Regions from separate parts of the Homo sapiens genome. Here region 2 is linked to region 1. The links are chromatin loops, found by intact Hi-C in ENCODE. Cell type or tissue: mammary epithelial cell. All regions are shown on one strand. Links, peaks and the distances in the headings refer to the core of each region. The heading gives the core; the rest is flanking DNA. Region 1 has its middle 31 kb from the start of FADD. Region 2 overlaps PPFIA1 (PPFI scaffold protein A1).

Region 1 (5,372 bases), core at 311-5,310:
CAGGCCCCATGCTGATGATGGATCCCTCTCTCCTGGAGGAGGTGGGGGCGCGTGGCCCCACGGGCTCACTCGGCTTGATGGAGAGGCCTCTTCTGAATGCCCAGCTCCCATGTAACATCCTCTGCTGGTCCCAGGTGCCTCCCCCCATTCACCTGGCCTGGGCTCAGTGCCCCATTCACTGCCCTCTGCCTAATGGTTGGCCTAATGGTTGGCCACTCCAAGTGGACCAATGGATTCTTGGCTTGTCCAACTGTCTCCTGTGAGCTGATTCCTATGGGCCATAAACAGGGTGCGACTTGCACCGAGGAGGGATAGGAAGAGAAGGGACAGATGTGGACAGCCAACCTGCAATGACAGCTGTGGTCACCACAGAGATCCCTTATGGGCAGGTAAGATATTCCAGGCACCAGATGTGGTGGCTCAAGCCTGTAGTCCCAGCTATCTGGGAGGCTGAGGAAGGAGGATTGCTTGACCCCAGGAGATCGAGGCTGCAGTGAGCCAGGATTGCGCCACTGCACTCCAGGCTGGGTGACAGAGTAAGACTCCATCTCTTAAAAAAAAAAAAAAGATATTCCAGTTGCTTTACATCCGTAACCCTCCCAGTGGACGTGAGAGCTATCATCTGTGGCAGACTGTATCTCCCAAAAGGTTATTGCAGCAGTGTCTCCTGTCCCATATACTCTTCCACTTTTCCACCTTTCCAATTTTCCACCTTTCCACTGCCCCATCAAAGTCTAGAGTTTACAGCCTGGACAACATAGTGAAACCCTGTCTCTACCAAAAAATACAAAAATTAGCCAGATGTGGGGAGGTGGAGGTTGCAACAAGCCGAGATGGCAGCACTGCAGTCCAGCCTGGACAACAGAGCGAGACCCTGTCTCAAAAACAAAAACAAAAAGTCTGGAGTCTAATTCTCCTGATTTTGAACCTGGGTGAGTTTGTGACTCACAGGCCACCAAGTGGGCAATTTAGCTGTCCTCAGGCTGTCATGTTGGGAGGAAGCCCATACCGGAGCGTCAGGCAGAACCACCCAGTGGGGCCCTTCCTGAATTCCTGACCCACAGAAGCCCTGAGACACAAGAGACTTACTGGGGTTTTAAGCCACTCAGTTTTGGGGTGATTTGTCATGCAGAAACAGATCATTGGAACATCAGTCCATTTCTCAGGTGAGGAAAATGAGGCTCAGAGTGTACCTTTGGAGTACATTTGTCCAAGATCACCTGGCAAATACATAGGAGAGTCTAGACCTAACCCCAGTCTGTGACTTCAAGGTCTGGGCTCCACTTTGCACCTGAACTTATGCACGAATGCATGTCAGTGACTTTGTCTATACCAGTAAGAAAGCCCCTTGAAGTCGTTTCATATGAAAGCAGTCGGGACACAGCCAGGCTTGGATGGGAAGGCCAGGCCTTGTATGCTGACTATTCTGCTATTCTGGGAGCTGGGCCTCCTTAGCGTCTCAGCCTTAGTCCCTTCACCCAGCCTGTATCTCACAGGGATTCCTTTATTAGTATTGTTTCCTAAGTACCTGGTGTGCCCAGGCTGCTGGTGGGTACATAAAAGTCAAAGGCAGCCGGGCACAGTAGCTCATGCCTGTAATCCCAGCACTTTGGGAGGCTGAGGTGGGCGGATCGCCTGAGGTCAGGAGTTTGAGACCAGCCTGGCCAACATGGTGAAACCCCGTTTCTACTAAAAATACAAAAATTAGCTGGGCGTGGTGGCTCATGCCTGTAATTCCAGCACTTTGGGAGGCCGAGGTGAGTGGATCACCAGAGGTCAGGAGTTCGAGACCAGCCTGGTCAACATGGTGAAATCCCATCTCTACTAAAAACACAAAAATTAGCCGGGCATGGTGGCGGGCACCTGTAATCCCAGTTACTCAGGAGGCTGAGGCAGGAGAATCTCTTGAACCTGGGAGGCAGAGGTTGCAGTGAGCTGAGATTGCGCCACTACACTCCAGCCTGGGAGGCAGAGCAAGACTGTCTCAAAAAAACAAAAACAAACAAAAACCCATCAAAATTAGCTGGGTGTGGTGGCAGGCACTTGTAATCCCTGCTACTTGGGAGGCTGAGGCAGAAGAATCGCTTGAACCCAGGAGGTGAAAGCTGCAGTGAGCTGAGATCGCGCCACTGCACTCCAGCCTGGGCGACAGAGCAGGACCCCACTGCAAAAAAAAAAAAAAAAAAAAAAAAAAAAAGTCAAAGGTGAGTAGGATATGGGCTTCCCTGACATCCCAGGTCCCCAGGCTATAAGGAAGAAGGGCCAGTAAAAAAGTAAGTCGACCACCATCCAACCCATACCCCCATGGGGCATGCTTAATACAGAGGGTGAAGCTGAAGCTCTATCTGCAGCAGGTTCTAGAAGGTCACTCCATCCCCCCCATGAAAGCAGATCCCTTAGCCTCCTAGCCTGACAGACAACAGCAGCACCTGAGATGTCCCAGGGGGTTAATGTGTTCTAAGCACTTAGCATATCGACTGGTCTAACCCTCACCAACACCCTTGAGGAAGGTGCCATTCCTATCCCCATTTTACAGATAGGAAGGACTGAGGCGGAGAAGCTAAATAACTTGCCCAGATCGCCCAGTCAGCAGGAGGCAGGCTCCTGGCGGCTAACTCCATAGCCAACACTCACCCCCGAACAGGGAGTGCCTGGTAAATGTCGACTGAACGGTGATCCGCTGGGGCATCTACGCAGAGATGGGCAATGAGTAGGAGTGTAGCAGGAGAGAGAAGCAGGCATTGGAATTCCTGAGGGTGGGAAGCATTTCTGAAGGCACAGAGAGGCACTAAACATCATCTGCTGGTTGACTCTAGCTGGGACACTCATGATGGCTGACCGTGCCAGGCCCTGGGGAGAGGGAGTAGGGAGGTGGCTCCAGCCTGGACGTGGAGGCACTCCCCAAGGCTGGAGCTTCGCAGGAGGACACTAACCTCCCTGGGATGCCGAGGACTCACACTTCATCCTGGGGCGGTGCGTTCAGCCTGCAGGTGTAGACAGTCAATGACTCCAGTTAATGGTGAGGTGAGGAACTTGGCACTGAACAGTGTTGAGTCACACGGTGAGAACGTCTTTCCCTTTTCAACAATCGGTCAGTCCCTCTGAACAAAGTGAGATTTCATCTCGGGCTAGTGATGACTAATGTCTTCTTAAACAAAGTGAGTAGCCCTCAGTTTCAGAGCCTGGAAGGCAGTGGAGTGTATGACGAGTTTCAGAATGTCACTTTTTTATTGCATTCCTTTTCATAGCCACCTCCTGATTATTCCAAGTGATACTGTGTTTCAATCAAGGTTAGCTTTGTGTAAGTGTCTGAAGTCTCCAAATCACAGTGACTTCAATGAGGGTTTATTTTTCTCATACAAAGGCAACCCTGATGTAAGCTTTCTAGGGCTAGCAGGGAGGCTCTGTAATCTTTAAGAACCCAGGATCCTTCTATCCTGCTGCATTGCTTCCTCATGACCCAATATAGCTGCCTGTGCTCCAGCTATCATGCTTGCATTCCAGGCAGAAGGAAGGAATAAAGGGATGCTGAAGGGCACAATCCTCTCCCTCCTTTAAGGCTGTTTTTAGGAAGTTCCACACTCCATTTCTGCACATATGCAGAACTTAGTCAAAGGGCCACACCTGGCTGCAGGGGAGGTTGGGAAATGCAGCCTTGACTGTCTGCTTAGCTAAAAATTGGGGATCTTGTGTAAAGTGAGAAGGGATGAAAAGATACTGGGTGACACCAGCAATCTTTGCCATAGACTGTTTTCTTTTTGTAACAGAGACACAAAAAATTAAAAATTTTTAAATTTTAAATTTTTAAGAGAGTCGCTTTCAAGATACAGCTAAGTAGATAAAAGGACAAGGCTTTCAAGAAAAAGCTAAGTAGATAAAACGAGAGGGGGAGGTCAGGCGTGGTGGCTCACGCCTATAATCCCAGCACTTTGGGAGGCCGAGGGGGGCGTGGATCACCTGAGGTCAGGAGCTCGAGAGCAGCCTGACCAACATGGCAAAACCCCATCTCTACTAAAAATACAAAAATTAGCCGGGCATGGTGGTGGGTGCCTGTAATCCCAACTACTCGGGAGGCTGAGTCAGGAGAATCGCTGGAACCCGGGAGGCAGAGGTTGCAGTGAGCTGAGGTCACGCCATTGCACTCCAGCCTGAGTGACAGACTGAGACTCCGTCTCAAAACAAAAAACAAAAAAACGACAGAGGGTACATGGCTAAGGCAAAAATTGCCAAGCTGACCCTTGAGTCACTGAGCTTTGGGAAAGGAGCTGTGAACTACGAAAAAGCAAAAGAGGTGTCTCGCCCAAAGACCAGGGTGGGGTCAGGTTTTCTATTTAGGAGGAAATCTCTGGCCCCAGGTAGAAAGGGATCTGGGTCGCCAGGCACTGTGGCTAATGCCTGTAATCCCAGCACTTTGGGAGGCCAAGGCAGGTGGAGCTCAAGTGTGAGCTCAGGAGTTGGAGACCAACCTTGGCAACATGGCAAAACCCCATCTCTACCAAAAATACAAATATTAGTCGGGCCTGTAGCCCCAGCTACTTGGGAGGCTGAGATGGAAGGATTACTGGAGCCTGGAAAGTCAGGGATGCCATGAGCTGTGATTGCACCAGTGTACTCTAGCCTGGGCAACAGAGTGAGCCCCTATCTCAAAAAAAAAAAAAAAAAAAAGAGAGAGAGAGAGAGAAGGATCCAGATCAGGAAGAGACCAGAGATGGGAAGGCTGGGAGGAAGGAGTTTGTTCCAGAAGTGAGCCGGCCAGGGCCAGGGCAGGGGAGCAGGAGGCTGAGTGAGGTGGGAAGGGGCCACTTTCCTCTGAGAAGAAAGCAGCGACCAGGCCCTCCCAGCAAAACTCATCAGGGTCTTGGAAGTGGGAGCCAAGGCCACAGGCGGGGGTTGCAGGTCTGTCCAGGGGTTAAGAAGCGTGCGGAAGCTTTGAAGCAGGTGGGGCTGTAAGACGGCAGGAATGTTAAAGGCCAGGGTCCTCTGCCACACACAGAGGTGAGGCTGCATGAGCGAGTGCAGATAACGAACTAATGAGGCTGGTCATCTGCATGGGGCCCAGGACGTGCCTGGCACAGACAAGATCTCCCCTGCCTCCTTACCCCCTCACAGCACAATAAGCCCACTCCCATCTCCTAGAGGGAAAGTGCTGCCGAGCTCTCTAGGCCTGTCCACAGCACAGCAGATTCAAGCCGAGTCTGGCGGCCCCTGCTCCATCTGCCCTGATGCCACGGACAGCGCTTGGCACACAGAGGGAGGCGCACGTGCCTGCGGGTGGACGAAAGAATGAATGGAAGGGTCAGCTCTCGCTTCTGCACCTGAGCATCGTCCAGCGAAATCTCACAGGACAACGGCAGCCTCAGCTTCCCTCCCAC
Region 2 (5,372 bases), core at 200-5,199, 99 kb before region 1:
CACAAGGACCAACAGGGTGAGCCCCATGTGTGCCCTCCCCTCCCCCAGTTGCTCCCCACACTGCCATCTTGAGTGGACTTTTGCATGGTGACCAGAACCAACTCATGGACACAGGGAGCACGGGACAAGTCTTGGAAAGGTCATTAACTAGAAGGTCCCACTGCTCCTGCCACAGGACTCCTCAGGAATGTCACTAGTTGTTAACTGTCAGAGGGACTTAAGGAGCAGATTTATAGCAGATATTTAGAGGATGAGCCTGTCTCCACGCTGGTAGAGGAATTTCCCCTTGTGTAACTAAAAGCTTGGGTCTGGATTTGGGGAGGAAGGGTGAACTTAATTTACAAAGCAAAAAAGTTAAAAAGTTTGTTTTGGAAAAAAAAATTGTGCTAGAGAGACCTTCATATTTTTTCTTTATATCTTTATGTTGCTTAAATTTCTCGTAATGGAAATTTACATTCAAAAATTATAAATAATTACCTTAAGTAATTTTAATATGTAGTAACAAAACTGACATGTCTATTATTTTATAAAACCATAATCAAATTCATGGTTTAAAACCTTTGTTTCTCAAATGACAGGCAGAAAGGGACAGGAAGTGTCAGTAGGTGGCACCTGTCCAGGTGGCACCTCCATGCCCTCATCGCCCAAGTGCCCTTGCAGTGCTCAGGGGGCTCCTCCCAGGCAGGAGGCAATGGCACGGGGTTACGACGTGCACCCGAGTCATGCTGCCCAGGCAGGAGGAGACAGCCATGAGACCGCGCCATCAGCAGTGCATTCGAACCCCGTGCGCCCAATTTCTGCACTGGGAAAACATGGGTAGTGACCTCTCCTTTTCTCATAAGGTCTAACATGTAGCAACTATCATTACCTGAAAGGGTCCAGCACATCATGTGCCATACGGAGTATCGCATACTTCCTCTTGGGAAAGAAACAATATCCTTCTTTGTGCTTATTTTCCGTCAGCATTTAAATAATTTTTAAAGAACACAGCTTAAAGTTCACTGTTGTGTCTGTGAGCATGAGTGTGCATTTTGGAAGGGGAGGTGGGGACTGCCTAAAATGCACCCTCTCACTGGGAGTCGGAATCGTCGTTTCCCAGAAGCTCCTTTGATTCTCTGCAGGGCATGGCCAAGAATACAGATTTCTGGTGAAAACAAAATCTAGTAGCCTTAAATTAATGTTATAAAGTGGGCTGATGTGACGGTGCAAGAGTTCTAAAATTAGACGCTGCATGCTTCCTTTCTCCACCTACTTGTTAAAGAGAAATCTACCCCAAACCCCAGGCCTGGTACCAGCTGGCCCTGGGACTGCTCTTGCTATATCTTTTTCCTGGATGTTCCATATTGACATCCACCCAACTCTTTCAGGAAAACAATCTTAGGATTCAATGGACAGAAGTCTCCACTGCCACACTCCTTCCTAGTGCTTTTTATTGTAGCTCAATTACGGTGTTGCTCTTGCTTAGAAACATTCATTCCAACACGCCATTATGTTTGGAGTATTTTAACCTGGGACAGAGGTCAGGCCTCTGACCTGCATGTGGGAATTCAGTGCCATATCCTAGAAAAGTGGACTAGTCATTCAGGACAATGGACCTGCCTCTACATTTGCAGGGGGTAGGGGGGCCACGCCGGTACCACAGCTACCTAGAACAGTTCCCCTGATAGGCCGCTAGACAAGCAAGAAGCATTTTTGGACACCTGAAGTACTGCCTAGGATCTCAAATTTCTTCCGCAGCTCCCAATACTGACTGAAAACAACTACTGTGTGGGATGTACGCATTAGCAGGCGACTCACAGATGAGGGTGCAAAACAAATGCACGCGACCAGAACTGAGCTGGAGGACCAACATCTCAGTCAGGGGTGGGAGGCCCTGAGCTCCCCACAGCCGAGCAATGACCTTGCAGCACCCACTCAGCGCCCCCACCCTCAGGGCTGCATGCTCACCCGCTGCAGTTCTTGATTCTTCTCCTCCAACTGTGCTTCCATCTGTCGTAACCTTTCTTCAATGTTGCCGTGTCTCTCTTCAGCCTGTCAGCAGAAACAGCGTACGCTGACGTCATCCTTACACTTCATTAACGACATGCTGCATACCACTGCAGTGGCAACAGGCACAACATGCTCTGCGTGGGCTGCTCCGCCATACTAAATGGAAAGCATGTACTCATCCATCAACACAGCCTACGGGGCTTCACGTGCTGGGCCATGAGGTGGCTAGCCCTCTTGTGTTGGTGATTCTGAAGCATGGCTGCTGCTGGCGACTGACTGGGTGTTTTCCCCCCAACCCCTATGCCCAATCTCAATGGAGTCGTGATTCTCCCATCCTTGGACTGCTTCTGGTTAGTAAGCATGGAAAGCAGAAAGCAGCGGCAAGCACAAGCAAGGAGCAGTGCACCCATTCTACCTTCCTAAGCTTGGAAGTAAGTTCCAACAGTTTAGCTTCCTTAGCAGCAGAGCTCCCAGAAGACAAAAGGTCAGACTACAAAGCCGACAAGGGACAGGAAAGATAACAGGGGAGAAAAGAAATCGAGACTTTAAAAGCAGATCATGGAGTGGGAGGATAGGTTCTTACAGCTGTTAGCAACAAACTTGCTAGAAGGAACAGGTGTGTGAGCCCTAAAACCATCTGAATGGTCCAGAAGGATGCCCTCCCCAGCAGCTTGAAAAGCTTGAGCAAGAAGACTCAGGACGACAGACAGGGGCCTCAGCTCCTGCTGCTCGCCTGCCTGGCACTGCAGTGCTGGGCTCCCCACGCCCCAGAGGCTGGGTTTGTGCCCGGTGATGCGCTCCCTGGGTACTCGCCGATCCCAGGACCTATGACAGCATTTGCCTCTTTAGCTGCTTCCCTCATGAATGGGGAGAACTTGGAGGGACTGTGTCTTGCACATGCCTAGTCAACAGTTGTTGGACAAATGAATAAATATTACTTAAAAACACATTTTTAAGTAATTTCAAAATAATAAATATTACTTAAAAATACATTTTTAAGTAATTTCAAAATAATAAAATTACTTAAAAATGTGTTTATGAAGAATTTATCTTGATGGTGTTTTTAAAAGAACGGCATCTTCCTATTTCTGAGAAAAACTACCCTTCTTTTACAGAGACTTCTATCCTATGCTTAAGCTGGTGACCAAAACAATTCTAAGAAGCAGTAACTCTCAGATCACACATGCCGTGGACAAATAGTATACAGCTCACAAAACCAAGGTAGACTTCGGGATAAAAGGATCATGTCTGGCATTTACAAAGTGTTCCAATCTCAGATGAAAGAGCACTCAAACCAAATCCGTGCTCTTCCACGGATTTAGGTGCTGATGTAATAAGAACAGTGACAAACAAGGTACACAGGCAAGGCACAGTCACAGGCCTGGCAGCCGAACCAGAATGAAGCTCATGGCACTACCTTGGAAAGCGCTGCCACCCTCTGGGCCAGCTCCGCCTCCACCTCCGGGAGCGTCTCTGCCTTCCTCAGTGTCTGTTGCAGCTTTTGCTCTGCCAATTCCAAGCGCTCCTGTAACTGGCGGTTTTTATCTTCAGTCTATAAAATGAGAGCAAAGCATCAAAATGCAACAAATCTTCTAGCTGATCAGTTTTTAACAGATTGAAACAAACTGAAATGCAGATACAGACTAAGAGAGTCATGATGGAAGAGCTACAGTGATGGGAGTTGCTTCTGGGTCAGGTTTTTGTTTTTGTTTTTGTTTTTGTTTTTGTTTTTGAGACATAGTCTCGCTTTGTCACCCAGGCTGGAGTGCAGTGGCACAATCTTGGCTCACTGCAACCTCCACCTCCTGAGTTCAAGCAATTCTCCTGCCTCAGCCTCCTGAGTAGCTGCAATTACAGGCATGTGCCACCAGGTCTGGCTAATTTTTGTATTTTTAGTAGAGACAGGACTTCGGCATGTTGGCCAGGCTGGTCTTGAACTCCTAACCTCAAGTGATCCACCCGCCTCAGCCTCCCAAAGTGGTGGGATTACAGGTGTGCGCCACTGTGCCCGGCCTGGGTAAGGTTTTCTTGCTGCCAGGAGTACATGCCCACTTTCCTGGTCTTGGTTTCAATGTGCAAAACACCTCTTGTCAAAGTGTTTGCTTTTCCTAAATAACTTTTAAGAAGCTTTTTTTTTGTTTGTTTAAAGACAGAGTCTTGCTCTGTCACCCAGGCTGGAATACAGTGATACTCGTAATTACAAGAATAAGTATGGTTTACGAAACCACAGGAGACCCAATTTCTTACTACAGACTTCACTGCCTTTTTTTTTTTTTTGAGACGGAGTCTAGCTGTGTCACCCAGGCTGGAGTGCAGTGGCACAATCTCGGCTCACTGCAACCTCCGCCTCTTGGGTTCAAGCGATTCTCCTGCCTCAGCCTCCTGAGTAGCAGCTGGGATTACAGATGCGCGCCACCAAGCCCAGCTAATTTTTGTATTTTTAGTAGAGACGCAGTTTCACCATGTTGGTCAGGCTGGTCTCAAATGCCTGACCTCATGATCCACCTGCCTCGGCCTCCCAAAGTGCTGGGATTACAGGTGTGAGCCACCGCGCCTGGCCGCATTTTTTATTTTAGAGACGGGGTCTCGTTCTGTGGCCCAGGCTGGAGTCCAGTGGCACAATCATAGCACAATGAAGCCTTGAACTCCAGGGCTCAAGTCATCCTCCCTCCTTAGCCTCCTGAGTAGCTAGGGCTAAAGGCACATGCCACCATGCCCGGCTAATTTATTAATTTTCTGTAGAGACAGGCTGTTCTCACATTCCTGGGCTCAAGCGATCTTCCCACCTCAGCCTCCCGAAGTGTTAGAATGACAGGCATGAGCCACCGCATCCGACCAAGACTTCATTTGTCATACTATTCATGTATCATAGTGCTCCCACTTAGTTACAAATAGCCAATTGCCTTGAAGTTCTTTGCCACTCTCTGCTCCTTTGGTAAAAATGCTAACAAGCAATAGATTAACTTTCAATTACAACAAAAGAAAAAACTGAGGACAAAATTGGTTAAATCAAATCCTACGTAATCAAAACCTCTAAACTGAAGGAACTCCCACATGTCTTGAACATAATATTCTAAGGTCATAAAAACTTGATATTTGGACTTGATTTCCAACATGAAAGTGAGAGAAAAAGGGTCTTTAACTTCATTAATAATTAACTAAAGCCAGACAAAGGTCGATAAAATCCATTACCTGTCGATGCATAGAATCTTTATTTGCAATTTCATTTTCAAGTTTATCATTGAGGTCATGCACAGATGTGGCTTCACGCTGTGCAGCGAGGTAGCGTTTTTCAAGAGTAGTGATTCTCTCTTCCATATCTTCCTTTTGGGCCATGGCCTAAATTAGGTATTTCAGAGGGGACAAAAAAGTAGGTAATTAAC

What was found. Peaks named below come from ENCODE experiments on the same cell type or tissue, not always from the same donor. Only the 100,000 strongest peaks of a DNase experiment are listed, where the experiment ranks them.
Region 2: a loop joins it to region 1, with 4 times the contacts of the local background. A loop is called at or near these places in 1 of 110 quality-filtered maps.

The regions. Positions count from the first base shown.
Region 1 is chr11:70,231,352-70,236,723 of GRCh38, reverse strand. No RefSeq gene overlaps it. Among named protein-coding and RNA genes, the nearest start is that of FADD, 31 kb to the right of the region's middle. In mammary epithelial cell, for the core only: no CTCF peak of the experiment used is centred there; a DNase peak (open chromatin) is centred at 3,063; H3K27ac peaks cover 1,368 bases; H3K27me3 peaks cover 100 bases.
Region 2 is chr11:70,330,129-70,335,500 of GRCh38, reverse strand. It overlaps PPFIA1 (PPFI scaffold protein A1), which reads right to left. Exons shown (of 28, transcript NM_003626.5): 8 at 5,182-5,328; 9 at 3,407-3,541; 10 at 1,948-2,031. Among named protein-coding and RNA genes, the nearest start is that of MIR548K, 49 kb to the right of the region's middle. In mammary epithelial cell, for the core only: no CTCF peak of the experiment used is centred there; no DNase peak of the experiment used is centred there.